Linked DNA regions of Mus musculus: all the other regions are linked to region 3. A link is a loop called in an ENCODE intact Hi-C map of the cell type or tissue named here. Cell type or tissue: heart. All regions are shown on one strand. Links, peaks and the distances in the headings refer to the core of each region. The heading gives the core; the rest is flanking DNA. Region 1 holds the start of Hand2 (heart and neural crest derivatives expressed 2). Region 2 holds the start of Gm34030 (a long non-coding RNA gene). Region 3 holds the start of Sap30 (sin3 associated polypeptide).

Region 1 (10,776 bases), core at 1,699-9,698, 170 kb after region 3:
ATCGGAGCAATTAAAGCAGAGGCCTTTTAGCCATTCCCACAAGCAGAAGCGTGGAATCGCTCCCCTCCACCGCCTTTAAACAAAGAATTAAAAAGTGTGTAGAGGAGAAAAAGCACAGACACACTGGACAAATCCCGCCTCAACCCACTAGCCCGCTCCATGGGAGTTTGACAAGGCAACATTAGGCGACTGGGGATGCTGGGACAGTTTAGATTCGGGACCGAGGAAAGGACTGCCTGTATGTTCTGCAGGTTGAAGGGTCCAGCTAGTTCAGAACTGAGTCCAGTTAGCGGGTTTGCTCAGCGGAGGCATTGGAACATGGAGCTTTTTACTGGCTTTAGTCCTAACTCACCTGGATTCCAGCCAGTTGGGGTTTCCTGGACGGTTGGGGTGGTGGGGTGTATTCAGCGTTAGGGCTTAGTACTGGCCGGAGGGAGAGAGGCCTGTGTAGCTCAGTGGCTCTGGAGAGTCAAAAAGGATAGATGCCTGGATCGCCAGGCTAAACGCGCCAGAATTAGAAAAATGACCACCTAGGAACAGTGCACCAGGGTCTTTAGATTCCCTTGTTCTAGTATTTAATAAAGCAGAACCGCTGATTAAACCGGACTCCATTAAGGCCTAGAAGAGAAGACACAGCACACGCAGGCACACAAGCTCATGTGAAGATAACAGATGCGTTTAAGTCTGTCACCCAACTCATCTCTGTCTATTCCAGAACCCTCTTAGATACTTTCTTCTACCTCTAAAACACAGACTCTTTCTTCTGAGCTGATAAAAGTGAAGAAGCAGAAGGCCTCTCTGCAGGCAAAAGGAGAGAGCCCCGCTTGGTCAAACAGACAATGATCCAGAGAGCTACAGAAAACCTGGGCAACCACCCTCCCCTGCTCCCCACCCCCGCTATAAACAAAGGCAAGTGTCTGTAAACACAGCCCCTAGCCCACCAGGTCGGCCCAGCGTCGGCTGACCTGAGGGGAGAAAGTTCAGATCGCTTTGGCCTAGTTGTTCTAACCCCTGGCCCTCCTGTTGTCAGCCATCCGCAGAAGTCCGAAACACCACTCACACCGCCCCCCCCCCCCCCCACGAAGGGCCAGGCTGGCTGACTGCAGACCACCCGGGTCAGAGAAGCTATGAGTGAGCCCTGGGAACACTTGAGGGATTGGGCTCCGCAGCAGGGTGTGAATATCACCCCAAGGATGGCTAACGCTGGAAACCCTTTGGCAAGGCTCTACAACACCAGATTACTATGCATGGAGCTCCATGAAACAAGCCGCTTTCAAATACTGTTTGCCTTCTCCACTTTTCCACCCGTTCCTAATAGCACTCAGCTTCTTTACTTTCTAGAGCCAGGGGTGAAGTTTCTTCTGGGATAGTACAGGACCCCTGAACAGCAAAGCCCAGGAAGAGGGTGAAGTTCTGGGCGGCTGCTACTCAGGGGGTTAGTTGCCACTTGCAAGAGCTGCAGCTTCGAAGACTTCAGGCACCGAGCAGTTAATATTGAGTTCCCTGTAGCTCCTTGTAAATCTAACCCAACCCCTCGCCCCCCTTTAAATCTGTGGTCTTGTTCGCGATTTCTTACTTGACGTAAAATTCCTTGTTACCTAATCATAGACTCTTTCAAAAAAACTCCCCTCCTCCACCACCACTGCTCATGTGAGAATCTTCCGATCTGGACAGCTAGCAAAACCTCCTTCTCTCTTTTTTCTCTCTCTTAAAAAAAAAAAAACTTGGATAAAAGCCCTCTACTTTGAACTAAACGCCCCAGACTATTTCCTATGCCTGTAATAAGGCCCTGGATCCTCCTCACACCTCCTCCACAGGAAAGAAAAAAAAATGCTCCCCAAACACAAAACGAAGCACCAGGCACAGGGCTTCCGATAGATACCTATAAAACAAGGCCACCTAAACCTTCTGCACAAGGCGCAGGCACTTCTCCCAACCAGATATTCTCCTGGGAGCTTCGGCAAGAAGAAGAGAGACAGGACTGGAGAGCAGCCCAGGCCTTTGGTCAGGATTTTCACCAGGACAGTTTGCTTTAATAACAGCTCCTTCATCTAGGGAGCCTTAGGTCATAGTGATGGATGAGAACCACTGACTCTTTTTAAATAAAATTGGAGGCAATTATGATAATTTAGTTTACTTCTGAATATTTTAAATATTATGAAAACAAGTATAACAGCTTTGTTTTCAAAATTCTTTTGAGGTATCACCCATGTAAAGATTAGGTTTTTTTTTTTTGTAAAAAAAACACGCAGTGGTTTATTGAATACTTACAATGTTTACACCTTCAATATTAATTAAATTCCACTTAGTTTTAGAGGACGGAAGCGCACAAAAACAAGAAGCTGGTGGAAACATCTTCGACTAGGGGACAATGACATTTGAAATGTGACAGCACTAGATAACCGACCCGACAGAAATGTTAGCGGCCCTGTTTTCTGCTTTGAAATAAAACTTTATAACCCCCAGGAATATTTATATCCGAAGGCCGAGTATTAAAAAGATACACTTCACATATGCACTAGTGTCCACTTTGTTTTATCTGGAAAGAGTTGGGTAAGGAGGCGGGGGACAACGCTGGTGTCTACACAGCCAAGAGGGAACATTCACACACAGAGAATGACGGGGGTCCCTTACCACACGGGAGTGTCCTCTTCATATTAAAATATGGAATGCTTTTCTTCAAATATCCACCTTTTTTTGGAGAGGGAGGTGGGGAGCGGATGCTCAAAGGTGGGTGGGTGGGGGCGGGCAGAAAGAAGGGGAAGGAAATTGCACATAAATAAACCGGATGATCCAACTGCAAGAAGTCCTCAGAACGGAGCCCGAGGGCTTTCGGGGAGTCCTGGGTCTGCATCTGGCGCCTTGGCCCCCGGCTCACTGCTCTCCTCTTCTTCACTGCTTGAGCTCCAGGGCCCAGACGTGCTGTGGCCAGCCTGTCCGGCCTTTGGTTTTCTTGTCGTTGCTGCTCACTGTGCTTTTCAAGATCTCATTCTAAACAGAAAGGGGGCGAGAGGGAGAGAAATGGAAAGACAGGTTTAGCGCCTAGTCCCAGCCACCTTAGCTCGCCTCGGCCTAGAGGACACTGAGCGCTAGGGTACGAGGGAACACCTAAAGAGGGGGATGGTGCGGGTACCGGCCCCTGCAGAAAAGTTAAGCTGGTTTCCAGTGCTTTGGTTACCGCCGAGGCCTTCTCTCCAGATGCTCAAGGACCCAGTCAGCAAGTTTATAAACAAATGGCCGATTTCTAGCCGGCTATGGTGAAGCCTAGGTTCTTATTTTTCCCTTCCTGCTATTGCAGGGGAGAAAGCAGAGGCCAGCGCTTAATCTGCCCTCTGTTTCAATAGCGAACCCATATCCAAAAGCCCCTCTGCTCTGGCCTGGGTTTCTCCCGCCAGCCAGCAGCAGCTCTGTACATTGAGTTCAGCAGTTTGTCTCCTCCAGGGCCCTTGAAATCTCTGGTTATTCGGAAGTCCATTCCATTATGCATGAATCAAAGGGCTGCAAGCGGCAAAGGAGAAAATCTCCACAAATGGAATTGTTTCTTAGGTTCTTCCTGGTCATGCCCTATCCAGAACTCCATTACTTTACCGGCAGTTGGTAGGAATCCGAGAACACTTTAAGTGGCTCGGCATAACTTCATGTTAGAGTTGATAACAATGACCACAATGTGCATAACTTTTACTCTTCAAGTGCACAAACTCACTCAAATAAACTTAGAAACACTCGCGAATTACTTAGGGGAGAATTTACGCTCTAACATTATTGCCAAAGAGAAACTAAAGCTGTACTTGTACGCTAGAAGTTAAAGGTACTTAATGTTTACCGTTACCTCCCGCGTGCCCTAGCAATGTGAAGGAGCATAACGTTTTCTTAGAGTCAGAGGCAGCCTCGGTTTTGGAATGGGGGATGCGACCAATAGTGGAGTCACTGGAACCGAGAGGTCATTAGGTAACTTATTTTAGAAATATTTAGAAGAAAAGTTGGGTTGGCGGTCAAAGATAGCTTTAATGAACACAGAATGAGGGGACCTGGCCAGTGTGACTGGGAGATTGGTGAGCTCCTACATTTTGGAAGGTCGGTCCTAAATGGAGAGAGGAGCTTGCAACTTCGAAGGAAGACATTCTGCTGCTGACATCCTCCTGTCTTGCTTTTGAGGAAACCATCCCTACTCCACAACCTGGCTCCCTACGCAAAGAATGTGGCACACAATTTCTCAGCCTGAATGGAAAGACCAGAACAGCGGTCCCAAGAACCCCGAGTCCCTCACCAGCCTCGATCCCTTAGTACTGACCAGCTCTTTCTTCCTCTTCTCCTCTTTCACGTCGGTCTTCTTGATCTCCGCCTTGAAGGCCTCCGCCTCTCCGTTCTGGTCGTCCTTGGCCAGCAGATCCATGAGGTAGGCGATGTAGCTGGTGGCCAGGCGCAGTGTCTTGATCTTGGAGAGTTTGGTGTCGGCGGGCACGTTGGGGATGCACTCGCGCAGCTCGGCGAAGGCGCTGTTGATGCTCTGAGTCCTGCGCCGCTCCTTGCGGTTGGCGGTGCCCCGGCGCTTCACCGGGCGCGGCCCCCCCAGGCCGGGAGGCCCGGCGCCGGGCGGCACTCCCCCATAATGGGAGTGGTCCAGGCCCGCGGCACCGCTGGCGTACTCGGGGCTGTAGGACAGGGCCATACTGTAGTCGGGGGGCGACATCTCCGGGTGGCCAATAAGCCAGCCGTGGAAGTAGGGGTTCTCCTCGTGGCTGCAGCGGCTGGCGGCGGCGGCGGCAGCGGCGGCGGCGGCTGCGGCGAATGGGTAGCCCTCATGGTGCACCACGGGGTGGTGGGGAAAGCCCCCCACCAGACTCATCTCGCCTTCCGTGGCCCTCCACGCGCCCCAGCGTGCGCGCAGCCCCGCCGCGCCCTCCGATCGGGCTCCGACCTCGGCGATCGGCGGCCTTCCCCACCCCCCACCCCCCAACCCCCGGGCTCCCGGGCCGGCCCTGCAGCCGCAGAGGGGGCCGCTGCAGCCCGGGGCCCGCGCCTGGCCCGCCGGGCCCGCCTCAGCTGTGCCGCGGCCGCCGGCTCCCCATGGGGCGCGGCGAGCTGGTCCCGGCACGGTGCGCCCTTGCTGGCCGCCGCCGCCCGCCCAGCTCTACAGCCCGCGCGCCGGCTCCCGCGTTCCCCGCTGCAGCGACCAGGCAGAGCGCTCCGGTGCTCATGCAAAAGTGCCGGCCGGCTCCCGCGAGGCAGTCCCGCAGACGCCGGCCACGGGACTCCTGACTCCGAAGATGACCTGGAATCCGGGGCGAGTCCAAGCTGGGGCTGCAGGAGCCGGCCCGGCTGTGCCGGGAGGCGGCGGGGTCGCAGCTTAGCGTGGAGCTACCTCGGTGCGACCCTCCCCCTTCCTGCCCCTTCCCCTCCCCCACCAGCTCGATCTGGGTTCTTGGGCGCTTATTGTTTTAATAAAAATTATTTGGTTGTTGTTTTGGTCCTTGAGTGTGATTTGTTTTTAAAGCTGTAAGGAACGTGTCCGTCCTCGCTCCTCAGGCTCTCTCGGAGGCTTTGCAGAGAGGTCTCAGCGCATCCATTTTCTAAGATCCTCTCCTCTCCGGACAAGAATCTTGGGCCCTTGAAGGCACCTCGGAGCTGGGAAGCGGCGAATGGACTCTCGGAGGGGTGTGCTCAGACAGTGGCCGCGGAAGCTCCTGGGTGGCAGCGGCGGCGGTTCTCTTGGGCTGGACGCGGTGAGGGGAGCAAGCCGATTTTCCCAGCAAGATCTCCATGTACAGCTACATCTTTAGGGCCGCTCGGGTTAATATATGTCGTCAGAGGCTCCTCACGCCAATCCCGGGGCGGCGGGGGCGGCGCCTCGCGCTCTCCGCAATAAAACTTTTTGATGTTCACGTTGCTAATTGCCGAGGTCCTCTTCTAGGATTGGTTGTCCACTCATAACCATAAGATAATTAAAACGGGGGGGGGCAGGGTAAAAAAAAAACCCTTTTATCAGCCATAGGTTAATGCAAGTGTTTAACAGATGCTTCGCTATTAAAATATTTCCCCCCAATACTGAAGAATCTTAAACCAGGTACAGTATTATTTCGCTTTCTTTTCTGATTACAGGGGTGGGGTGAATAGAGAAAGGAACGCAGATTATGCCTTTTCAAGTGTTTTGTAGGTAACCGAGGCAGAAAACTGAGCCGACAGTCTCCTATAGTTTTGTGCTGGGCTGGGGAGGGGATTTGGGGTGGGTGGTGGTGGCGACAAGAGTCTGGAGGTGGCGGTATGGAATCCCATTAAGGTGCGATTGGGAGTGAGCCGAGTCTCTTTGACCAGGCTAGAGCGCCAGCGCTCCTCTGACCCGGCACACTTTGGCAAAGTTGCAGTGGCCTGTTTGCTTAGGCACTGAAGTGGATGACCCAAGTTAGGATGACAACTTGCAGAGAACGCGGATGAGACCTTCAGTTTGTGCCCACACTCATTTGCAGCAACCCTAACAGAGATTGCGAAGATTTTCAAAGTGGGGCACCTCGATTTCTCGAATCTGTGGTGTGGCGAATATCCGTGTTCCTCCTGCTTAACTAGCCTGTTTGGTAAGTAACTGAATAGTTTTTACAGCGTGTTCGGAGCTTATTTTCTAGTTTTTATGAACAAACATATAAATATATCTCTGCATTCCTGCCTCCCTCATAAAAGCGGGCATCTGTGGAAAGCAGGTTTAGTTATCGGAGGGGAGCCATTAAACGGACGTTTAAGAGACAGGCAGGGAGGAAGGCTCGTGGATGTTTAGACTGCTTGCCTTGGCGATCTTGAACGCATTAGAACGGAAAATGGATCTCCACTTGTAAGTTAGCGGGCCTCGGGGCACCTAGGAGATTCCCCAGCAGCGCGGGATAGGGGCGGTCAGTGGAAGGAGGCAAAACCACCCTCCGGCTGGCCTGTATGAGGATCTCTTCTTTTCACTCACACGAAGAAGGTCCCTGTGTAATAGGGTGTCAACAGAAGCCCTTAGGCTGTAAATTTGATCACACCGATAGCTGGCCTTGGACCTGAGGAGGCAAGCAGAGGGGACACAAGTGACTCCCACCGTTGGCATCGCTTTTTGGAGGCAGAAGCACTCTGGTCCCAGACATTAAAGAGAACCCCAAGTTAAGAATCCTGCATGGACAGTCCTTCCCATGTCCCTAGAGTCTGTCTGGCTGTTATTCTGTCTGGAAGGCCACATCAGAAGGAATCGGAGAGCCCATCTTCTTGCTCCCAGGGTACCCGAGCTGAGACCTAACTGCCCTGTGGTAATCTCACGGAGGAAAAAAAAAGACTTTAGAGCTGGGTGGTGGGAGAGGGGGAGAACTTAAAGGTTGTGGCCTTTCTTCTGTTTGCAAGGGGTCAGTTTTCCAGGCCAGCCCCCAGCAGAGGGTCAACTAAGACAGAGCAAATTCAGGATGGGGAGTAGCTGGACCTAGTCTTGCTGGTTAGCTCAGAGGCTTGAGTTTGATGGCAGAACAAAGTGACCTACATAGGGCTCTGCTTTCCAGCTTCGGTGGGTCTGCAGCTTGGGGTACAAGGAGAGTGGTTTTAAAGAAGTAGAGGTAATGTGGTGGAGAATTCTGTTTACATTTTCAGCAGGAGGGGTACCCTGAATCAGTAAATATTGGTAGTTAAAGCCTCTGACATTTGATACATTAAAAAAAAACTTGTTTATAAAAACATTTAGGCCTCGGGAACAGGTAGACTGGGTAAGATGATTATGTCCTGTCCAATCACAGATAAAAAACTTAGGAAAGGTGTTTTTTGGCTGCCTCAGGAAATAGACTTTCAGGGCGTTGGGAGATAGAAGAAGAATCCACAGAAAGATAGGGCTGGGGATAGAGAAGCTATCTGTTCACTTGCAGCCTCAGGATTTAGGGATCAGAAGGTGCTACTTTTAGCCTCCCCCCAACCCGCTTCCTGCTTTTAAAATTGAAACCACCACCACCACCACCACCACCAACAACAACAAAAAGTAGGGGTATGGATTCGTAGCTCCAGATAGCATCCTCACAAGTGATAAAAGAAATGGACAACATGGGACAGAAAAGGGGCTGTAAAAAATGCTAATCTGACCATCACTCCTCACTGACAGCACCATTATCAGTTAATTACTACAATCCAGGGGTCTAAAGCTTCATGGATCTTAGGAACTCAAACCCAGAGACTAGAGTGGTAGGATAGCGTTCTGTAGGTGGCTGGAGAGAGGGGACCAGTGGGTAAATTTTGGTGGTATCTACCATGAGTAGTTGGCTGGCTCTGAGTTATACTTACTGCAATTGTTCATTTTTTTTCTTTTTAGCATCTTTTGACACATTTTACTTCCGTAATTTCGGACTGCCAGGTAAACTTGCTGCTTTGGCAAACTCTGAATCTAAGATGCTATTTTAAATTAGTCCCTAGTTTAGAAAGTCTGTCCCACCCCAGGGGGTGATTATGAGGGAACTAACAGGGTGATGTGACAGGGAAGTTGGCATTTGGTGATCAGGAAGAAGGTGGAAGAATGTGGTTGTATAGTTTCTAACTTAGATGTCAGCCTGCTCCCTCACTCTTGGGCTGTACAAGCAGGCCCTCTGGTGAGCTGCTCTTTAAGATACACATTTAGAATTCTCAAGCACCATAGATCTGTGATGACGCTGGTTGTGGGCCATTCTGGGTGCCTAGGGAGGAATACCATAGAGGATTATCTCTCCCCCGGGAGGCTAAGGGCCGAGTGGCCCTGGGTCTGCACATCATCACAGGAAGGCAGCCCAGGTTTAGGGGAGTGTTGGAGATTCTGTGTCCATAATCCTCTTTGAGGCTGATGGTGTATCTACAGCTCTGTACATCACAAGCTCAGCTGAAGGGGCAAGGCTAGTTTCAAACATTTACTTTGTGTCCATGTTATTTGTCTCTTTTCTCTTACTACCACTTTCTCAAAAGACTCAAAGGGCAAGAAAAAGGCTGGGGAACCCGTTGCAAACATTTTTTGCCCTATGTGAGATATGACTTTTAAGCTCTGTTTTAAACTAAATATTTTTTTAAACTTCAGTCTCTTTTTAAGGGGAAATACAGATCTTTTCCAAATATTTATTATTTCAAAGGCAAGGGCAATTTTGTATCTCGTGTTTTGCTCATGAGTACTCCAAATAAACTGGATCTGAAAAGAACCAGGCCAGAAGGCCATAAACACACATTTTATATTTACAGGAATTATGACTCAATTCCCTTCATCATCTTTCAAGTCCCCCTATTACCTTCCTTCCTGAACTGAGGTAGTAAACTGATTGGGAAGACTCCTCAAAATACCTGTAACAAAGTGAACTCCAGAACATGCTAAGAACCCCAAAGGAATTCCAAACCCAGAAGGTGACAGGAAAATGAATCTGTTACTGAAGATGTAAACCTCAGCCTCACCTGCTCCAAAGACACTGTTTCTGCCACACTCAGGATCCCCTGCAGGCCTTTTCCCTCCTGGGAAGGCACTATGTCACTTTTCATGTTAGCCACTTAGTCCCACCATGTTTTAGGACATCCAGAACAAGGCCTATGGGCTGAGTGGCAGCCAAAGCTTCCCTCTGAGAGAGCCCTTTTTTTCCTTTTTCTTTTTGGGTATTTGTGTACAGACATGACAAAATTGTTTCAAAGTAGACAGCTGTAAAGTAGGGAATCTGGTCGATTGAACTTTTATGTCCCATTCAAAAAATGAAGGGCAGGAGAAGGTGCCCTTGACTCTTATGTGGCTTTCTTTTCTTCTGAGGAATTTCTTCTTGGATTTGGGGGAAGGGTGGGGCATTTGGGGAGTAAACCCCCCTGCCACAGGTTCTCCATTCAAAACAGATCTGTGCAGACAGAGGAGGCGGGGGGGGGGGGCTGGTTCAAAGGCAGGGATGGCTGTGGAGAGGATGATAAAAAAAAATGAACCCTTCAGTCCAGTTGTGCCTAGGAAATAGCAAAGTCAAGGTTTCCTATGTCCCTGTACATTTTTTTCCTATTTTTCTGCTCCCTCTTTTGCTTTCCCCAATTTTACTCCCCAGAAGTGTTGTGGTTTATATTTTATTTAACCCTGTCACTGAACCTGAGACTTATGGAAGAATGAAGCACTAGTTTGTCCTTAGATTCTTTATGGAAAATCCTACTATCCATTATGACCAGCAGTTGGTATTCTATTTTCTTCAATAACCCATGATTGCATTCTTGCATTAACGGGAAAATATGTGGAGAGTTCTCATTGATGAAGAAGGATTTGGTACTGTGACAGGTATCCGTAAATTAAAAATACTCATTCAGACTAAAGGCAGCATAAAATGTCCTGTGAACTGGCATTGCAAAGGATAATACTATATATAATACCATTAAACATAATATATGTTATTATACTTGTCTCAAGAAGTATGATAGATCTGATCTTTGCCACTTTGCAGTAGAATCCTGAGTTTAGAATAAAATGTTATAAGACAATACATCCCACAGGATTTATAAAACATACACAAAGAATTGCACACACAGAAATATTTCAGTGCTGGATGTGCATTTGAGAGGTAGACCCTGGCTTTCACTCACAGAACTTAAAAATAAGCAATTAAAAAAACCCCGCAATAATACAAATAAAAGTTAATTATAAAGAGAATTATTTCTTCCAAGCTGTAAACAAGTCATTTAGAATTCAGACGAGAACATGGCTATGATTTTGTATTTATACTCTTTGGAACTAGCTAGCAGTGGATTTAAGCAAGCATGCCATGCAGTCTGGGATTGAGGATAAGTAGGAATGAAATGGCTGCTTAACACGTG
Region 2 (10,776 bases), core at 1,031-9,030, 150 kb after region 3:
TTGGAGAGCATCCTCTTTGGTTGGTCCTTAAAGACCAGACCTCCCTTCTGGGACTAGAAAGAGAGACCTCCAGGGTGTAAAGCCTGAGGGTGGGGGTGGGTAAGTAAGTCTCCTAAGGACAGCTGTCATCCAGGTCTAGTCACAGTCACATGATTCATTAGAATCCTTAATCCTCATGAGAAGACTAGCATCAGACCCTCTGACCCTGCCAGTGAAACCTCATAAAACTGGCCAAGATGCTGGCCAACATACACGTTAATTAGAGTGACATGGTTCTTTGGCATCTAGTCTGATGAACAGCTTTGGGGCTTCAGGGGGCAGAAGGTTTGGGGTCCCTTTCACCACCAAATGCCCTTTGGTCCCACCAAGGCATCAGTTGGACACAATACATGATCTGAAATCCAGTCCACTTTACTAGATAGCTTACCTTCAGCACCTAAGGCAAAACTCTGCCCCTGGATCCCTAAGAGCAACAGGCAAAAACCTAAAAACCTAAAGGAAACACAAACCTTTGTTGTTATTAATTCTGTGTGCTTTTGTTAGGCAGGGTTGGGGGACAGTCCAAAGTGAAAACAGACACATTTTTGTTACTATTAAATGGGTAGATACTTAGCAGCCCCCTCCCTCCATGGCTAAAATCTTCCCACGGACTGAAACTGTTTCCAATATCAACGTGTAGAAGATGGTCCAATGAAGAAGGGCAAGGGCTGGAGTCAACTTCACTATAATTCTGATGCAGTACTGAAAGTCAAACCACATCCAGGATACAGGACAACTTCATCTCTTGCAATGTTTTCTACCCGTGACGTGCTTTTCTCTCTCTCTCTCTCTCTCTCTCTCTCTCTCTCTCTCTCTCTCTCTCTCTCTCTCTCTCTCAAAAAATATGTCTTCATCTCCATCTCTCAACTAGACAACAGTAAAGATAAGCCACCATCTAGGTTAGATTCAGGAGCTAAGACCCTTAAACTTTTCCCAAGACCACATAGATGTAGATGAAAATGTTGTTCTGCAAAAGAGGACCTTAAGAGAGACAAGAGCATTTTCCTTACTTTTAATAAAAACTAATCACCTCTGCTTTATCTTCCTTTCAAGTGTTGTGTGTATGGGGCTAGATGTCCCTGGCGATGCAGGGACTCAGGCACACTGGGCCAGGACTTTACCACCCTTACTACTGATCATTCTAGCTCATCAACTTCTGTTAAGTTGTAAATAGTAAAACTCCTGAAAGTTTGCCTGGTTATTACATTGCTGAATTTATCTTGATTATTTTATAGTGAATATGTATCATCTAATCCTTTGCCTACCCATTTATAACCTGTGCAAATTAACTGCAGATGAGAACATTGTAAAAACTCTTTTATAATAAGAGAGAATTTATTCATGGCTTATTTGATGTGTAGCAATTTAGCTGTTTCCAATTTGGAGGGATGAAGGGATAGATTGTTGGGAAAGGGAATACTCAGCTTGTGCAAGGCCTGAGACTTAATCCTAAGCACCCAAAACAACCCCAAAACAAAATTCATTTGAGTTGGAGAGAGGGCCACACTAAAATACAAAAAGCCATGTCCACAACTCTAGACAGGCTTTAACAGTCTCTGTCTTTCTCGTTGTGCCTGTCTCTCTTTCCTTGCTGTTTAGCACCACTCACAGAGCAAAGACAGTCCAACATGGTGTGTGATCAATTGTTCTGCATATACCCTTGCGCTGTAAAATTTAGATTACAATCCAGATATAATCTGATACCATGACTAGACTGTATTTTCTGTGAGCCTCTTCCAAGCCTCCAAAGATCTCCTCCACCCCCATCTACTTCCATTAGCTGAGGAGGGAGATTTTTCAGTGCTAGAACCATAGAAATGACACTCTTTTTGGCTCCTCCATGTATTAGAAATCTCAGAGAAGATTCACAAGCAATGAACAATGGTGGAAAAAAATAGCCGGAAAGAATTTTTGCCTGCGTATCTTGTATATGTTTTTGATGCACAAGAACATCATGCCTTTTCATTAAATGCATCTCACATATTAAATGGATTTCATTAAATGTATCTGCTAAGATTGTGCAGAAATGCAATCCCAGCACATGGGAGATAGTCATAGGAGAAATGTAAGTTTAGATCACAGTCAATCTGGATCACTGGGGTGGATCCTTTCTGTACAAACCAACAAAATCAAGTAAGGACATCTCCTGGGGACATACAGTAGCATATTTGGCACTTATCATATACTGAAGACTAGTTGTTATCTGAGTAGACTCTAGGAACTAAAAACATATAACACACGTCTGTTTGTTTGTTTGTTTAATGGGTTCTAAATTGAAAATCTGACCAGAAAAATGCTACTTTTATGAGAAAAAAATTTTTTAGATGGGACAAAAATGCATAATCTCTGATGTCTCCAAACAGGGGACCAGCCTGTTTAAAGCCACTTGCAGCTCCAGTTAAGATACTGGGAGGGCAGGCTTGAAGGATTGCGAGTCTTTAGTGCCACAGGGAAAGACTACATTAAAATTTAGGTTTGAGTCAGGCACGGTGAGAAGCCTATAATTCGAGTACAATATAACTGGAAAGACAGTCTTTAACAGATGTTTTGTAATGAAAAAAAATGTTTTTGAAGAGCCTTGCCTTAGAAAGGGCTTCCTCTCAGAGAACCAGCACCCAGTTGTACCGCTCCGAATGGGCAGCACACTTTACCTCTCTGCCAGAACTCTGAAGGGGTAAAAGTTGGGCAACTACTTCTTGGGAAGGAAGACATAATGCTCTAAATGTGTGTGTGTGTGTGTGTGTGTGTGTGTGTGTGTGTGTGTGTGTGTGTGTGTGTGTGTGTGTTCAGAGACAGCGCTTTGCTATACAGTCCTGGCTGGTCTGGAACTTGCTGTGACCTGACAGGCAACCTTTGGGAATTCTCCTGAATCCACTTTTCATGTGCTTGGATTGTAGGCTTCTCACCATGCCTGGCTCAAAGCTAAATTTTTAAAAAGAAGAATAAAAGCCGTCAAAACTAAGGGTGAAATTCCGAAATCAAAGGAACCAACTAAATGCTTGGGACTGGATAACCATTCACTTTCATTACTTCCAGGTAATTAAAGAGTGCGCCCATGCCCAAGATATTTTAATTTAGAACTGCTGTGGTCCTCAAGAGCATGCAAATAAACAAACCCACTCTGCTAAGGACACTGGCCCTGCAGCTCACTCTGATGTTTATGTCTCCAAAAGTTTTTCATGTTGTATAGTCCTGGCTAGTAAACAACCTGAACTGCTCTAGTGGCAAAGGTCAAACTGCAAAATGAAAGGGACTTAAAAAGAAACCGTCCTAGTTAAAGATACAGTACGCGGGGGAAAAAAACAAACAAACAGGGAATAAACTCCTGCTCTGTCCATTTCTGTAAATCAGTAGATCCTGTCCCAGACATAAAATTGGGTTGTTTTTTCCCCCACAAAACAGGTGCTTACATGATTTCTAGAGGACACTGGGAGGAATTTCATACAGTGATCAGGAGAATGTATGTGTCTGAGATCCCAAAAGGTAGCAATAGAGGGGAGCAGTTGAGGTAGGAAGGGAAGGAAGGGGGAATTGAGGGAGCTCTTGGTTTTCCCCAGCTGTTGGAACATATGGTGCCAGGGCTTTTCAAAGATGACAAAGGATGATGAAAAAACTCCTTTCCCCACTAAAGAATGCCTTCCCTACAAATAAAGATAAGTCTTCAGGCTGAAATCCCCTCCCACGGGGAGTAAACAGAGGTCACTAATCTTTTTTCATACTTTGGTAAAAGTAACAGCGCGATTATGAAAGCAACAGAAGAATACAGGGTGTGTGTGCTTAAAAAAAAAATCCCTCCAGGATCAGGCCAGACCCTGGGTGGGACTATCCTATCGGGTTCTCCATATTTCACGTTTTATAGACAGTCTTTTTCCTAAAGGATATACTTTCATTAGGCTATAAATGCTCCAGCAGATGAGAGAGGGAAAGGTGTGTGTGTGTGTGTGTGTGTGTGTGTGTGTGAGACAGAGAGAGAGAGAGAGAGAAAGAGAGAGAGAGAGAGAGAGAGAGAGAGAGAGAGATATCACCAGAGACAGGTGTGATGGTTAAGGAATGCTTGTAGTTTGAGCACTAGGTAGCAACTAGGTAGCATCCTGGTGCAGGGTGTGCCACCTCTCCTGGCAGAGGCCTCCCTTCCTAGTTTTCAGGTTCTCCTGAAATTCCCCAAGTCGTGTGTGTGTGTGTGTGTGTGTGTGTGTGTGTGTGTGTGTTCAAGTTTGTTAAATTGTTAAATTTTATTAGTTGTGTTCTTACTGTTGAAGACTTTTCAGTCCCAGTTACACCTGTATCAGTGAAGTAAAATATTTCAGAGCTGAAGGGACCTAAGTGGGTGTCCCCAACTATGAGTGTCCTTGTCTCCCATTCCTTTGTTTCAGCCTGTAGAAGCCTGAGTCTGTCACTGGAGAATCATCCAGCCTTCCATTGGAGGCCTCCACAGCACGGGTTCGCAGTTAGAGGTCGGTAGCAGTTTAAAAATTATTGTAAAACATCGCCTGGATGATATATAGTCTAGGTCAGATTAGCAATCATATCCGATGTTTAAAACACACCCTGAATTGTGACCCTGTTTCACTAGGGAATTGCACCCAATGGAGAAGAATTGGAGCAATAATTACTTTCTTCTTGGGAAAAAAAATATGTTTCTAAAGAAAGCGTTGGAATCAAGGACGAGTTAGGTAATGTGTATTAAAAAGGCCAGCAAGTCGCTGTCGTTGAAACCCAATCACAGTTCGTAGTTCAAGGCAAACTGCTTTTAATTGACATGGTGTATATTCGCCTGCTCCTCTCAGGGTTGCCCGGGCAGAGACGCCCCAAGAGTATTTATTTCTAGGGTGGAAACAAAACAACCACCCCCGTCTACCGCGTTAAGAGAGCGCTCCAAGATGGACTGCCGGAGAAAGGCTTTTTGACCCGGGTGGAAATTAGTCATATTGACAGACGCGCAGGAAAGGTAAATTACCCGGCGCGCTGACGCTATGCAGAAGCGCTCCGGGATCCGACTGCGCCGCGGCGCGGAGGGGGCCGGCTAGAGGCTCCCAGTTCTTTGCCCCAGATTTCCATCAAGGTTGTTAGCTTCTCTGGACCTGGGGTTTCAATGAGAAGGCGACTAAGCGAGCCCTAATAAGATGCCTGACAGGGGAAAGAAACAAAAATAAAGCAAACAGAAAGAGAGAAAAGATTTACCCTTTCTGAGCTGGGAGGTGAGCAAAGTACAGAGCCAAGAGAAAAAGCTAGCAAGGTCCGCAGAGGAAAGAAAGGGGGAGGAGGCTGCGAGGCACGGACTTCGAAGCTCTCGAGAGCCTAGGCCGCCACTTGGGAGGTCCCGGCCTCAGTCTGGCCAGGCCAACCACATCCCCGGGAGGATCGGAGCTAGGGCGGGTCACAATTACACCTCGGCTCCAGGCGAGGGCTTAAAACCCAAGTGGTGGGGACCGAAGTCTGGAAGCAAGGCCCCCGCGGTCATGGGGTGGGGGAGGCAGGCCCGTGCACAGGAACCTTTTTACAAGACATGTGGGTACAAGAAAACAAAATCAAAATAAACTCCTTTCATCCACCACGGCCAAAGAAAACAAAAGCTGTCTTGTAGAGGAGGTGAGCGGTCGTTTTGAAATTCAGCGTGTTTTGTTTTTATATAAAGAGTTTTTTCGATTTTTTTTAACCCGATAATCGAGGCTGGAATTGTCAGGGGAGGGGAGGAAGAACTTACATTGGCGGAGGTGAGTGGGGTTGGCATCATAGGTTTACCCCTAAGGTACTGCAGCCGTGCTTCTCAGCACAAGCTGGAGCACAAGCTGGAGACTGCTCGCACACCAGATGGCAGCAACATAGGCAGAGTCTGATGGTCCCATCTCATTTCTTTGCAAAAATTAGACTCGAGAAGGGGAACATTGGAAGGCATTTAAAGTGTGACATCTAGACTTGACCAAAGGCTCTAACTCGAAAGATAGTCACGGTGGCCACGGTGGCCACGGTGGTCACCGAGGAACCACTTTTTCCTCATGGCTGTAGGGTTGGGGCCTCCCCATCTATTTCGGGCTTGGATCCTGGGCTCAAAGGAAGGAAAGGATCAACTGCTTGGGCTTTGTTGTCAGGTTGTCGGGGTGAAGAAAGTGATGACCTTTCACGGGCAGCATCCCCACTCTGTAGAGGTGGCCGGTGGCTTCTCCGGACCTTCAGCGTGGCGTGTTATTTTTAGGTTTCTAGGCGCTCCGGAAAGACTCTTCTCCAGAGAGGTTGTGGGAGAAGGGGGCGGGGGTAATAGGGTGTTTAACAAGGCACACTACTTATTATTAAAGCAAAACAGAACAAAATGCACTCTCTAGATTCCTCTCCCGGGTTTCTGATGTTTGGTCTGCAAAAACCACGCCAAGATTCACTTTTAAGAAAACCTTGGGGGGAGGGTGGGTGGGGCCTAGAAACCGCTCTCTGCTGGGCTCGAATCCAGTGCTCTCAACCTTACTTTCCCCTTCTCTTCGGCCACTGCCCCTAGCCCAGAGCTGGCCAGAGTAGCTCTTCCGGAGAAGGACCGAAGGGCCGGGAAAAGGGAAGAATCTCCATCTCCGTTGCTTCTGCAGAGCAAAGGTTTGGAACATTTCTGAAACTACTTTTAAAGAACAGTTTGCAATAAGTTCCTATTTCTACAATACGATTTGCTGGGGGAGTATTGTGTAGAAACTTGGGCTTCCACCCGTCGTCCCCTCTCACCTTGAGGAGGCCTGGGTCCAGTCTGACCTCTCAGGTCGCTGTTCAAATCTCAGCAACGTGCTCTCTTCCTCTTCTTTAGGGTGCTTGGCTCCTGCAGACTCCCTCCCATTCTCTACCGGCACCGACCTCAACGGTAAGACTCAGCCTCCTTTTTTAGGACTCCACACTGCTTCTCCAAAGAACTAAGCTGGCTGGAGTCGAGACAAGGCGCCTTCAGTTTCTTCCTTTATCTCCCGCCCTCCCCGCCCCCAGCTTTTCCTCTCCAGAGTGTGTGACTCATTGGGTCCACCTTGAATTCCCCTAGCGACCCACTGCCTTAGCCCGCATCTCTCTACCCACAGGATTGCCTTGCTTTCCGGGTGCATGTGGGGGGACCTCAGTGCTGGTTCCACCACTTGGTGCCCTGAGCCTGGTAAACAGGGACACTCCCCCCCGCCCCCCCACTCACCGCATCTATGCTCTGAGTGGCCTTCAGGAGTCCAAGATGCACAAAGGAGAGACAGTGCAGAGAGAAGAGGAAGGGAGGGGATGGTGGTGGAGATAAACCCAGCATACACACACGCACACAAAACCAACTTTGGGATTGGACTGTTTCTATTTCAGACGACACGACCTGGATGAATGGAGTATCCGGAGAAGGTTTTTGAAGACGTTTAGGAGGAAGGGTGAGTTTTCTGTTGAGAAACTCAATCTGCCATACAGTAGCGGGCCCCATCTGGGATCTGTCACTGCTGACAGCACCACAGGGCACAGCCGTGATCTTCTGCACAGCCTGCACTCCTCGAAATACCCTCCTTAATCAAAGGATGTCTGCGCGCCGGCGCTCAGCTGACCGCGCCAAAGCAGAGAGGCCTAAGAGTTCCACCCCTCCCGCCCCCTCCCCAGGCTCACAACCTCCCCCAACCCTGTCTTTCCAGAGCATTAATTAAAAGCGGAAAAAAGACAGAGGCTGATGTCATTGCTCTCAGATCATAAACGTAAGAGTCATCCTGTGAGAATCCCTGAAAATGACTTTAATGAATAATTTCAGAGACAGTTATGGCTTTGGGTGATTACTGAGCGAGAATATGAAAACCAGATTTTCAAGGGAAGGCGATGGTCAGGCGGTCTGACCATCTCCACCCCCCATTAAAACCGCATTAGTTTCCCTTCCCAACTACTACTACAAACTTAGATTTTTGTTTCCAGGGTTTTTTCTTTAAAACTAAAGCCACAAGCAACAGAGACACAGACACAGACACACACAGACACACACACACACAGACACACAGACACAGACACACACACACACACACACACACACAGAGAGAGAGAGAGAGAGAGAGAGAGAGAGAGAGAGAGAGAGAGAGAGAGAGCATTTCTGTTTTATCCCAAAGACAAAAATGTCTGTGCCAAGCAACAATAACAATCTATCTTAAAAAGAAGGCCCCGGTGGATGACCATCATTCCTGTCTTTTCAGAAAGGAGGGTTTACCATCATCTTGGGTTAGAATACTATCTTTTCTGGCCTCCTCTAGGCAATACGTTTGATGAAGATTGAACACTCTGGCCTTGAGTAAGTGCATTGTTTGTTTTAAGTGACTTTTAACTGGCTGAGCAGCAAACATCATGGGAACAAATAATATGTTTCTGCAGGTCTCCATGACTTCGGTTATTGGTCACCAATGCTTGAAAGATGGCTTGGTATTATGTAAGGGAATTATATTTTGAAAGACTCCATTTAGTCATAAGAGAAGCATTAGGTTAGTTGGATCCAATGGGTTGTGTATTAAAAATATTATTTGAAGTTGAGTATAATGGTATGTGCCCTTAATCCCAGCATTTGGAAGTCAGAGGCAAGGGGATTGTCATGTTTCGATACTTAGTCTAAATAGAGAGTTTCTGGGTAAGTCTGTACTTTCTTACCAAGGTCCTGTCAGACACACTTTGGAAAACAAAAACTACTCAAGAAAGCAACTGAGGCATTGGTTGGAGGCTAGAATTGTCTACTACTCCATGATCATTATCAGAAAGGCTCAGCTTCCTACGAATCTAGCTTCTTTGGTTGGGGACATACAGGGAGAATCCCTGGGCCAGTGGACCATCTAAATTGACTCCACTCTCATATAATTTCTACCCGGAGCAAGAAAATACTGTAGGTCAGCATAGTGTGGATCTTTGTGGTTTTGAGTGACCTGGTTGAGAAATTGATTGTCTGAGCTAACCAGATTCCAACATTAAGGCAGACCATGAAGAACCCACCTGGCAACACTATTAAACAAAACAAAACAAACAAACAAACCAACCAACCAGGCTCCCTGCTTTTATTTCCTTTGCTTCTCAGCCAGGCCAGAGTCCTGACATCACCAAGGATCAGCTCTTCAGACCATACACTTGATTGTTTTCCCCATTTGCAGAGGATAGAAATGAATGGAAATGGGACACTCAGGGTGACATTTTTCTCTGACTTAGAGGGAATGGCCCCTTCCTAGTCTAGATCACAAGAAGGCAGGAGGAGTTTGTTCCGTAGACTTGCTTCGGGTGGTTGTGAAGAACTCTTGGGAATTCTTGATTCCCGGGCTTGTTTTAATATTCTCGGTTCCCTTACATGGAATTTGACATTATTTGTCTATTCCCTCAAAGAAAGGCCACCTTCTTTATCTCTCAATACAGTGTAGCCTCTGACTGAACAGGCAGTTTGCCCTGTTTGGTACATGAGAAAATAAACCCCAGGCTGCTGCAAGGCATCTATCTTTGATCAAGGTAAATTGATCAGGGATATGTCCAATTCTCTCTTGAAGGGTATAGACTTTAAAAATGGAGGCCTTGGCCTATTCTTTCTTCATATTTGATAGTGTCACCCTTACCCACATAAGACAGTAGTTTTGGTGGCTCAAGAAAAACATTCCTAAAATTCTGTACCAATTGTGGTGGTTGGTGTGGCCTCAGGCAGTGTTTCTAGAATTTTCTGCAGAAGTTTTAAGAATTCCAAGCTCTGAAATGAAGTCCCTGGCCTGGCCAATCGGAATTTTTGGAGGTTTTCATGAAATATGGGTGGGTTTGTAAGTTTGTTAGTTCTCTGGGAAACACAAATCTCCATCCTGGACAGCTCAGATACTGAGTTCATCACAGCACCTGTCCTGCCAGCCAACAGCTCGTCAGGGTCAGAGGGCGTGAGCATCTAGGTATCACACACAGATCTCCTTTCTCTGCTCGAGACGCCGCAACAGAACAGAGGACAAAGCTACCGCGCTAGTCGCCTGTCCTGCTCAAGAAGTGTCACCAGCTGGGCAGCTGTCACTAGATCTATTAGGCTCTAAAGCAGGTGCAGAGGTGCAGTCACAAGAGAAGTGAAGTCCTGTAATCACTAAGTTGTCCCCTTAGGCAGGAAAATTCCATCATTTTGGTCCGGAGAACTGTAGTACAGGCGGGTGCAGTGGGCGGGACACTAGTTACCTCTAAAAAGTTCCCTGAGAGTCGTTTGGCCGCATAAGGGCTACTCGTAACCACGTGGGTCCCCGTTTTGCACTGGCGTTACTCCCCCCCCCAACCCCCGCGCCCGCCCCCAGGCTGTCTCTATTGGTGTAGGGAAGCAGCGCTTGGTTCATGGGTAGCAAAGGAACTCTGATCGGTAGGGACCAATAGTCGGAGGCTTTTCGAAGAGGAAGGCACAGGACCGACTGAGAGATTGGAAGATTTCACGTAAGCATCGCCAACTGGCCCCTTCTCACCCCAAACAAGGAAAACAAAACAAAACAAAACAAAACAAAACAAAACAAAAATATCCCGGGCTAAAAATATGTATTTAGAATGTTCGTCCGCGCAGGCGGATGGAGATGGAGTTTTCCAGCTGCCTGCCCGGCCCCGGGAGGACTTGGCCGCGCAGCCGCCGATTACACCCAGCTAGCTCTGCTGGGATGGCTCCGAGCCGTCTGCCCTGACGTCAGCGAGGCTCTGGGCCTCGCAGCGGCGAGATAGGAAAGCGCGGCCGGGAGCGGGCGCGGCACTAATCACTCCCAGATGTCCCTAATAGCGGAGATAAAGACGGACAGAGAG
Region 3 (10,776 bases), core at 1,772-9,771:
CACACTCCTGGATGTGAGGCCATGTGCTACAGCATGGTTGAATCAGCAGAGGCCTATATCCTTAAAGCAAAGGGACTCTCCCTCCCTCAGAAACCGTCAATTGTCCCCAGTTCCTCAGTTAGGGATGGAGGCTTAGGAACCCTGTTACCTTCCATGCTAGAATGTTGGCTGGCTCGATCCGGTGCTGGTCTTGTTCAAGCAACTGGAGGTGCTATGAGCTGACTGGGGTGGTCCCATCACATATAGAAGACATTTTAAAACTCGAGTTCTCCCCAACCACAAGCTTTTACAGTCTTTCTACTCCCTCACCTAAGACCGTCCCTAAAAGTGCATCCTGTGTGTGTGTGTGTGTGTGTGTGTGTGTGTGTGAGTGACACAGATATCCCCTTGGTGGCTGAGCACTCCACTGACACTTGTTTCCTGCACACTCTGGTCACCCAGTCAATAAGACTGACAATCAACAAGTAGAACTTCAGGAAATTAAGCTTTTGTACTACAAAGAGAATTGCTAATTGACTGAAGAGGCAGCCTATGGGGGCAATGGTTTTTTTTTTCCTTTTTTTTTTCTTTAGATATCTTTGTCAGCTTCACATCTGACAGAAGACTCATTTTTGAAATATAGGAGGAACTCTAAAAAACTAAACGAGAAAACAAGAAAACAATCCAGGGTTTTTTGAACATAGTTCTCAAAAGAGGAACAGCAAATGGATAAGAAATACTTTTCAAAGCAGTCATTATCCTTAGCCCTAGTAATATAAATGAAAGCTCCTTTGAGATTTCATCTTAGTCCAGTCAGAATGTTTAAAAATAAGAAAACAAGCAGGGCATGGTGGCACACACCTTTAATCCCAGCACTTGGGAGGCAGAGGGAGGCAGATTTCTGAGTTCAAGGCCAGCCTGGTCTACAGAGTGAGTTCCAGGACAGCCAGGGCTACACAGAGAAACCCTGTCTCGGAAAAAAACAAAACAAAAACACCAACAAAGAACAGCACATGCTGGGAAGAATGTGAAGAAATGGGACCCTTTATGTACTGTTGGTGAGAACTGTGCAGCCACTATGGAGATCAGTGGGGAGGGTCCTCAAAAAAAACAAAACAAAACGAGAAGTAGGTCTACCATATGGCCCAGATATATTACCCCTGGGCATATACCCAAAGGACTCTATTTCCTGCAGTAGAGACCACATGGTCACCCATGTTCCCTTAGCTACTAGGTGGTGGAAACCATTTTTCAACTGATGATCGCTAATGAAAATGTGGTGCTTGTATACAATGGAATCTCAGTCAGCTGTAAAGAAAAATAAACTCATGAAATTTGCAGGCAGAGGGAGCGAACTGGGCAATGCTACACTAAGTGAAGAGACCCAGACCCCGAAAGACAAGCACTGTTCTCACTCACATATGGCTTCCAACCAAATCTTTGGGTTTGTGTATTTAATTTGGGGTCCCAGGGACTTTAAGTCACAATAATTTTCTTTTAAATTAATGTTATTGTATCATGATAGCCACAAATAATTTTCCACCCAGAGCAAATGCCAGCATTAGATGACTACATATTGGTGAGACCAAAATTGTGGAAGAAGCCACAGATATAGCTTAGCAACAGGTTAAACCATGGGTTGTTTCAAAATGTATGCACTACTTTAATATATACAGTACTAGTACAGGCAGGTGAAGCAGTTATTTCTCTGTTTTGATAACCACCATGACCAGAAGCAGCTCAGGGAAAGAACCGGTTTATCTCGCTTGCACAGTACAGTCCATCACCAAGGGAAGCCCAGACCACAGAGAAACACTGCTTCTTGGCTTACTTCCCATAGCATCTTCAGTTACCTTTCTTATACAGCCCAGGCCGCTTCCACATGGATAGGACCACCCCAAGTGCGCTTGTCACCCTCCCTTATCAATCAACAGCCAAGAAAATGGCCCACAGAAATGCCTATAGACCAATCAGATGGAGTTGATTCTTCAATTGAGATGCCTTCTTTCCAAGTACGTCTACATCTATATCAGGTTGACAAATCTAACTCTTGACACTTAAGGACTTAGGAAGAGCAAAAGCTGGGCATTCGCTAGTCAGGTAGAAGACTGGACTTCAGTCTGCACTAAGGGGAGCATCTTTCTTGGGCTGGGAGAGTAGTTCAGTTGTAGGAGATTCACCTAGCATGTCCAAAGCTCTGGGTTCAATTCTCAGCACCACAATAAAACAAACGAATAAACAAACAAACAAAGTAACTAACGTAGTAACCCAATACGAGGTAAGGACCATAGCCCCCAAGTGGGAATATGAACCAGAGTATCACCTACTTGGCTAAAATATCCTCAGGCATTAATTACTCTAGGATGTTTTAGCATCAGAGATATGAGGCCCCTCTGTAGGAACATAATATGAATTATTTTATAATTATTTTTTCAAACAAAACGAAAGGCAATCAAAGACAGTGGATGAAAGAAGAGTCAGGAATAAGTCAGAACTATCAGAAACAAAAGACAAGTGAAACAGACTTAATAAATATAGTCTAAAAAAAAATCACTGTCCTTGCTAGGAATATTGAAGAAAATGTCAAACTTCCAAATTGTATCAGAGAACTGGAAAACTAAAATGTGACATTTAAGATTTGGAAAAAAAAATAGGAATGATAACATTAAGAAATATAATAAAACAGAAAAACTATGGGTGCATTTTAGAGCAGATTAGACACATCTAAACAAAAGAATGTATGACTAAGGTTAGGTTAAAAGAATCCAAAGGGGAGCTGGGTGTGGTGGCGCATGGCTTTAATCCCAGCACTTGGGAGGCAGAGGCAGGTGGATTTCTGAGTTCGAGGCAAGCCTGGTCTATACAGTGAGTTCCAGGATAGCCTAGGCTACATGGAGAAACCCTGTCTCTAAAAAACAAAAAACAAAAAAACCAAAAAAAAAAAAAAAAAAAAAAAAAAAAAGAATCCAAAGGGAACTTATAAACAAAACAAAGCTGGGTGGTGGTGGTGGCAGCAGTGGTGGTGGTGGCAGTGGCAGTGGTGGCGGCAGAGGATTTCTGAGTTCAAGGCCAGCCTGGTCTACAGAGTGAGTTCCAGGACAGCCAGGGCTACACAGAGAAACCCTGTCTCAAAAAACCAAACCAAACCAAACCAAACCAATCATTGGCGTAGGAAACATACATACACACACAAAAAAACACTATAGAAGGCCTGATGTGTACTGATTTGTAGTCTGAGATGGGGAGAAAAAAAGAAAAAAAAGACATGGGAAACAATACAGCCTAGAAAATCTAATATTGATGTCTTAGGGTTTTATGGCTGTGAACAGACACCATGACCAAGGTGACTCTTATAAAGGACAACATTTAACTGTGGCTGACTTACAGGTTTAGAGGTTCAGTCCATTATCATCAAGGCAGGAACATGGCAGCCCCAGGCAGTCATGATGCAGGAGGAGCTGAGAGTTCTACACTTTCATCTGAAGGTTGCTATGAAAATACTGGAGGAAATTCCTGGAGGAAGATAGAATGAGGGTCTTTAAGCAAAAGCCCACAGTGACACACCTACTCCAACAAGGCCACACCTCCCACTATGGCCACTCCCAGGGCTCCCACTATGGCCACTCCCAGGGTCAAGAATATACAAAACAATACAGTCAGCTCCCTGGCTCCCATAGGCTTATTTAAACAAAGGAGTCTATGGGGGCCACACCTAGACATAGCATAATAAAAGAGTGCTTTTAGTCCACATTCCAAAGTCCCCACAGTCAACAGCAGTCTCAAGAATGTTAAAAGTCCAAAGTTCAAAGTCTCTTCTGAGATTCATCCACTCACTTAACTGTAACCCCCAAAGCAAGACTGGAAACCAGCAGGGCAAACTCCAAAGCCTGCATCTCCTAGTCTGATGTCAAAAAGCCAAATCTCTAACTCCTTCTACATCTTTGTTGACTGCAACAAATTTCTTTCTCCTGGGTTGGTTCCACTCCCTGTTAGCAGCTTTCCTCAGCAGATAACCCATGGCTCTGGCATTTTTGAACATCTTGGAGTCTCCAAGGCAACTTAAACATTACCGCTTCTTGTTCCAGTATCTAGGATCCACACATGATCTTCTGGGCTCTTCCAAAGGGCTTGTGTCACTTCTCCAGCTCTGCCCTCTGTAGCATTCTCTGTAGCAGATTGACTCCACTCCACTGTTGCTGTTGTTCTTGGTGATCATTCTATGGTACTGGCATCTCCAATATGTTAGGGGCCTTCAGCTGCAACTAAGTTTCACCTCTCATAGGCTCTCTTCATGGTGCCACGCCTCAAATCCTTTGCATAACCTCTTCAGTCCTAACCCATCAACAACTGAGGCTGCACTTTCACCAATGGTCTTCCCTGGCCTCTCACAGCTGCTCTTCATGACCCCTTCATACCTTCAAAACCACTACCACTTGGGTGACACTTATACATTACCAAGTACAGCTGCAGTACAGGGTACAAACTTGGGTATCTCGGAAACACAGCTTCTTTTGCCTTCAGAAAACAACTCCCAGACGATTTCACCTCTGTGGTATTGATCTCTTCGTAATCACTGCTAATTTCTTAGCTCCAGCTAGCCAGCATCAATTGTCCTAGTGGTGCCTTCTATTCTTGACTCTAAAGCCAGCCACATAGCCGGAGCACCTGAGTTCTGCTACTTGCTGAGGCTGGAATGTGGCCCCTTCTTATTCTATTACCAACTTTATGTTTTCCAACTCCTTCCCAGCCTAAGCTTAGCTGTCCTGGAACTTGCTCTGAATATTGACCTTGAACTCAGAGATATGTGTGGCTCTGTATCATTAATGCTGGCATTAAAGGCATGTTCTACCATGACTGGATTTAAACTTTTCTCTATTTGGAACTTGCTCTGTTCCAAGCTGGTCTTGAACAATGAAATCTGCTTGGCTTTGTCTCTTTGGATTAAAGGTGTGAAAGCTTGGGCCTAAGTTTTTCATGACCTCTGTGACGATTATATATATATATATATATAATCGTCACTGAATTGGTTGAATCTAAAACAGGCTTTCTCAAAACTCTTCCACTTGAAATAAATTATTTTTGCTTAAGCTTAAGTCTAATAATTATCAGAGGTTCAGGGTTGGCATGGCCACGCCCATTCTTCCACCCCGCCCACCACAGGCACAGGCAAAAATACACATTACGCGAGCACAAACACGTACCCAGGCGCGCACGCGCGCAACCCCCCCCCCCCCCACACACACACCCGCGGCACACACAAGCACACATGTACGCATGCATATGACTCAAGAAAAGAGGTTTCTCGATCCTCGTCCCCTACAGCCAGGGCTAAGTTTTGATGAGTAGTCTGCAGACGTGATACTAGTGTGCTTCCTTTAAATGGTCTTAAACCCTCTTAGATCCGTTTGAAAGGAATCCAAGTGGCAGTAGAGGCGACAAGCAGCCCGATGCCTGCCAACCCGTCGGCACACGAGTATGCCAAGGACCTGCCACGCTCTAGAAGTCAGCTGCGGTATGGAGATGGAGATGAAGGACTCTCCGCCTAAAGAGCGCTAGGTATCCCGAGTTTTCTTTCAATAAATACCAAACAGCCCGTAAACTTTTTCTCACTTAATTCTTACTACCCCCCCCCACCCCCCACCCCCCCACACACACACACCATTAATGCTTCTTCCCAGGAGTCAGCTGGCGGTCTGAACACTAACTTTGCGAAACAAGAGGAGCTAAAACCAGCCCTTGCTCGCAGGAGAGAATAGAGGCGAGAAAACACGGTAAAAGCCTGACCTCACAGTCAGACTTGCCCGGTGCTTGGAATGGAAAAAAAAAAAAACTAGGGGTGGCTCGCCACGCGACGCATGCTGGGATGAGTAGTTTGTCCCGCTGGTCCCGCACGTAATCAGAACAGAGCGCAAGTTAGCTCCTCGATCAAGAACTACCATTCCCGTGGGGCCGCGCGGCAGGTGTGGGGCGGGGCCAGAGGAGGGGCGTCTCCCTCGCGCAGGTTCTGGGGTTGAGAAGGAGGCGGAGGAGCTGCGGTCCAACTGCTGAAGTCTCCATGTGACAGTGAGTGGGGTCTCCTTTCTAGGCGCCACTTCACTCCTGATCACAGTCACAGGACCTGGTAGCTATTCCAGCACCGACAGACCGGCCGGCCCTGGACTCTGGGCGTCGGACCGTGCCGCCACCAGACTTGGGGTGCGGAGTGAACGGCCGCCCAGGGGAAGGAGGCGGAGCGGCGCGGCGAGCGGGGCTCTGTAGCGGCGCCGGCGCCCCCGAACTGGCAGACATGAACGGCTTCACTCCGGAGGAGATGAGCCGAGGCGGGGACGCGGCCGCCGCCGTGGCCGCGGTGGTCGCTGCTGCGGCTGCCGCCGCCTCGGCGGGGAATGGGAACGCAGCCGGCGGTGGGGCAGAGGTACCCGGTGCCGGTGCAGTGTCAGCTTCTGGGCCACCTGGAGCGGCCGGTCCCGGCCCTGGGCAACTCTGTTGTTTGCGGGAGGACGGTGAGCGGTGCGGGCGCGCGGCAGGCAACGCCAGCTTCAGCAAAAGGATCCAGAAGAGCATCTCTCAGAAGAAGGTGAAGATCGAGCTGGATAAGAGTGTAAGTGGCCCAGGGACCGCCCTGCCCTATCCTGCGTGCCTCGCCGGATGGTTGGCGGGGTTCACGAGTCTCGGGGATTGGGTTGCAGGTGGGATTAGTGGTTCTCTGATTGAAACAAAGTCCCTGCAACTCCGGCCACCTTCCCCAGCGCGCGCTCGCGCAGTGGTGCGGGGCTCCTCCGCCCCTCGCCCGGACTCCCGCTGCCTCGCGTGTCTCCCACGCCAGGCTTCCCTCTTCCTCCTTTGCTGCGATCTGGAAACGAAACAAAGGGGACCGCAGCACCGAGGGCCCGGAGTAGTTTTCTCGCAGCCGGGCAGTCCCTTCTGGAATGGAGGCGCCTTTGTTTTGCTGCCAGAGCCGGTGTCTGCCCTAGGGAGCAGCTTCGCTCCTCTAGGGAAAGTAGAGTCTGGCTGGACCCCACAATTCTCTCTCTCTCTCTTTTTTTCCTTTTTGTCTTTTCTTTTTTTCTTTCCTCCTCGTTGTTCTCTTTCTCTTGAACACAGACAAGCAAGCTGAGCTCACCAGTTGCCTTACAGGGAGATAGATGATTGTAAACGTTGTTTGCGGTGTCAGCTCTTCGGGCAGCTGCTCCGAACCAAGGCTGCAAATAAGCCTCTGCGGTTTTACAGCCCTCTCGGCAGCCATCGGGATTTCTTTTTCTGTCTTTATGCACGTCTGCTGTTTTGGCCAGCTATGAGGTTTCAGAGAATTCCATTGCTACTTTTCAGAGCTCTGACTGATGGCAAAGGAAGAACAAGATACAGAACCTCCAGACATCCTGTATATTTTTAACTTACCCTTAGCTTAGAAGTCAATTTAAAAGCCTGTTCATTCGGCCTTTAATTGTAGCCTTAAAAGGGGGGGGGGGGAGAGTGTCAATCAGCTCAGTATTTCCTAGTCCACTGTATATACAGCTCTCAAATCCCCGAGTAATTAATTTTTTTGAAAAGTTTATTTGTGATTCTGTTTAGGCAGGTTTCTCAGTAGGGTCCATGAGAAACTTTGCAAGAGAACATGAATAATTTGCTTTAATTGAAAACACAAAATACAGAGAAATATATTCGCTTAATCCTTAAAAAGAAACCTTAGGGTTCAAATTTAAACATAGGATATGAATTCAATGTTGCATTTGTAAAGAAATGCATACTTTGTACCTGTAGAATTTCACTATCTAACAGATCAATCAGAAAGCATGTACCTACGAGTAATATAATGCTGCTCTCAAGCTAGAGAAAATACAAGGACAAATTTGTGGGCAATGCCACCTCTCCCTTTTAAGTTAAAATCAGCAGGAGCTAACTTATTTAGGTCACCTTCCCTGCAATTTGATGACAAGACCCAGAGAATTGGAATTTTTCTTCCTTTCCTGCCTGCCTGCCTTCTCCAAGATACTACCCGCCCGCCCACCGCTTCCAATTCCTCCCCTCCCCCATTTCCTTAACAGTATCGCCAGATTGCTAATGTTACAACATTTTAATAGTGGAAAGAAACATTGCATCTTCTGAACAGTGGCCTGTTAAGATGATTTTTAGTCAGCCACCTGGGCCTATGCATTTTACTAATACTTAGCTGCAGTTTTTCTGGACTCACAGTCTTTGAAAATTTTTCCTTTACAGGCAAGGCATCTTTACATTTGTGACTATCATAAGAACTTAATTCAGAGCGTTCGGAACAGAAGGAAGAGGAAAGGAAGCGATGATGATGGGGGAGACTCGCCTGTTCAGGACATCGACACTCCAGAGGTAGATGGCAGGCTTTTCCCCATGTTATATGTAAATCATAAGCATGCTGGCAATCCCAACACCATTCTGTAAATATTTGAGCTCTTCTTTAACTGTTTAAAGCATCTGAAAAATCTCAAAAGTTATATACAGTCAGTGAAGATGTATTTATACTAATATTAAATCTCAGACGACATTCTTACAGCTCTTGACATACAACTTCCTCTTTTGTTTCTCCGGAAGTTTACAATATGTATCCCCCAAAGATGGAACTGTTTAATAAAGTACAGGTCTGAGTGTGTAAATGAAGTCATTGTGTGAAGTGTCATAATACAGATCAATGATATCTTTTCAACAGAGTGAACTAACTCATCTATTTTTTTTTTCTAGGTTGATTTGTACCAATTACAAGTAAATACACTTAGAAGATACAAAAGACACTTCAAGCTTCCAACCAGACCAGGTCTAAATAAAGCACAACTTGTTGAGGTATATATAAATAAGCTTTATACTGTTTAAACAATCCTGTTCACACCAACAAGGTATCATTAAGTGATGATGAAATAGATGAATGTAGTATATTAAATAGTATATTGCATGTAGTAAAGTAAAAGTTAATAGGTGTATTGTGGAATGTAGTTGTTTAGAAACATCTATCTGCCACCTAGGAAAGCTCTCCAGTGAGTGCTCAGTGGATTACATTCAGAGTATATACAGTGTCTTTTAATGTTGATTTTTCAGAGTAAGCAATGAGAATTTTTTAATCATTGTTCTAGAATCTTGTTTTAAAGGGATGGACTATACATGTGGATTGGAATATAAATGGAATATTTCCATTGAGGGATGGAAAATAAATAAGCTTACAAGTATTTGTTAGAATGTAATTTTCAAAGTTTCTGCAGGTGAGCCCTGAAACAGGATTTCCCTTGCTTTCTAATTTTACTTTGAGATACACTTGCCTTTGTTAGTAGTTGTTTTTAAGTAAAGGATACTTTCTTTACATCAAGAGAAAGAACAAAAATAAGGCTTTATGTTAAAGTTAAAGTTTGCTTGGTATGGGACTTCAGTTCCTTTGGTATGTTTTGGAAGCTAGTTTTGTGTGTGTGTTGAAGTAATAAAGCCACAAAAATCTGTGAACTTTTAAAATACAGATTTAAATAATTATACTTTATATCTAAAGCAAACATTTCCACTGAGTAGACAGATCAAAATATGTATGTATGCATCAACACATATATATTTATGTGAGTGTTCTTATATTCTTCAGCATGACATTAGTAGTTAGCCTACATTTCCAATGTGTATAAATAAATGATAAATATGAGTTAGAATTTTTTTAGAAAGCTCTATAACATTAAAATTCAGTATGCTAACTAGCCAAATTTTCTTCTATATTTCTTGCCTAGGCAACAAAACTATTTTTCTTTAAATTTATTTCAAAGCTATCATCCTTTTTCTGCTGCACAGTACATATATATAGACATTCCCTACTATAATGAAAATATAATAGACACTAGTGTAATTATCCCTATTCTATAACAAATAGCCAAGAATTGATACAAAGTTGTATTTAAATATAGAACTCAAATCTCAAGCTCTTTTTTTGTTTTGTTTTATTTTGTTTTGTTTTCCAAGACAGGCTTTTTCTGTTTAGCCCTGACTGTCCTGGAACTCACTTTGTAGACCAGGCTGGCCTCTAACTCAGAAACCCACCTGCCTCTGCCTCCCAAGTGCTGGGATTAAAAGTGTGCGACACCACTGCCCGGCTAAATCTCAAGCTCTTAAAATCAGGTCTTATAAACCAGTTGTAGTTCAGTGGATTCTAGAAAAAGGCAGTCTTGAGTCTGAGCATGCGTAGTATTAGCAGCTCAGTTTCTTATCTGTTTATTCTGATGTACATGTTAGAACTGTGCAGTAAAAGACAGGAAAACAGTCCAACATCCTTCTAGCTCCTTGAGGTTTCCATTCTTAAATTTTATTCATAAAAAATTTACAAGAAACTTAAGAGTTAATATCAGTTGTACCAATGGTATTTATGGTACAGTTTGTTACCAAGAATTTTTTTTCCTTATATTACTCTTTTTCTATGAATACAGTCTAAGCCCTCCCTCATATGATGGACATTAGTTTTTTTGTTTTATTTCATTAATATTTAATGTTTAAGAATATGTAGTTTGCAAACTAAAGTTTAAAAGGAAAATACTTATAACAAGTGCACATTAATTAAGTAGACCAAAGGGGGTAAAATACTCAAAGAGTGTATTAATTGTGGAGACTAACGGATCCTTTGAAGTCAGGCTGTCTTTTGTTTATAATATCTTGTTTTTATGTGCTTTGGAGCTTGTTAATATTTTGTTAAGACAGATTAATCTTTAAAAGTATCTTGTGGTCACACAGCACTTTGGCAAAGTTGTATCTTACTCAGCTCACAGCATCTGCTACATCTAACCTTTAATTTGTCCATTTTTTTTAATT

The links. A loop is a pair of places that touch in the nucleus more often than their neighbours do. Peaks named below come from ENCODE experiments on the same cell type or tissue, not always from the same donor. Only the 100,000 strongest peaks of a DNase experiment are listed, where the experiment ranks them.
Region 1: it touches region 3 in a loop (2.6-fold over the local background); 4 of 42 quality-filtered maps call a loop at or near these places.
Region 2: a loop joins it to region 3, with 3.0 times the contacts of the local background. A loop is called at or near these places in 4 of 42 quality-filtered maps.

The regions. Positions count from the first base shown.
Region 1 is chr8:57,315,977-57,326,752 of GRCm38, reverse strand. It overlaps Hand2 (heart and neural crest derivatives expressed 2), which reads right to left and starts at 5,770. Exons shown (of 2, transcript NM_010402.4): 1 at 4,292-5,770; 2 at 2,236-2,991. The coding sequence starts at 4,846. The coding sequence ends at 2,893. Hand2os1 (Hand2, opposite strand 1) reads left to right here and starts at 5,894. Exons shown (of 6, transcript NR_154048.1): 1 at 5,894-6,064; 2 at 6,465-6,569. In heart, for the core only: no CTCF peak of the experiment used is centred there; DNase peaks (open chromatin) are centred at 4,612, 5,262, 5,792 and 6,322; H3K4me3 peaks cover 8,000 bases; H3K27ac peaks cover 8,000 bases.
Region 2 is chr8:57,328,599-57,339,374 of GRCm38, reverse strand. It overlaps Gm34030 (a long non-coding RNA gene), which reads left to right and starts at 4,235. Exons shown (of 4, transcript XR_378998.4): 1 at 4,235-4,987; 2 at 6,527-6,618; 3 at 6,821-6,874; 4 at 7,345-7,684. Hdnr (Hand2 downstream lncRNA) reads right to left here and starts at 6,940. Exons shown (of 3, transcript NR_131041.1): 1 at 6,742-6,940. RefSeq lists an enhancer at 4,484-6,247. In heart, for the core only: a CTCF peak has its summit at 5,845 (motif pointing right); DNase peaks (open chromatin) are centred at 5,414, 6,234, 6,994, 7,444 and 2 weaker places; H3K4me3 peaks cover 5,340 bases; H3K27ac peaks cover 6,618 bases.
Region 3 is chr8:57,483,056-57,493,831 of GRCm38, reverse strand. It overlaps Sap30 (sin3 associated polypeptide), which reads left to right and starts at 5,972. Exons shown (of 4, transcript NM_021788.2): 1 at 5,972-6,580; 2 at 8,197-8,322; 3 at 8,692-8,790. The coding sequence starts at 6,266. It overlaps 2500002B13Rik (RIKEN cDNA 2500002B13 gene), which reads right to left and starts at 5,869. Exons shown (of 4, transcript NR_126553.1): 1 at 5,639-5,869; 2 at 3,365-3,492. In heart, for the core only: no CTCF peak of the experiment used is centred there; DNase peaks (open chromatin) are centred at 5,161, 5,421, 5,921 and 6,711; H3K4me3 peaks cover 3,603 bases; H3K27ac peaks cover 3,776 bases.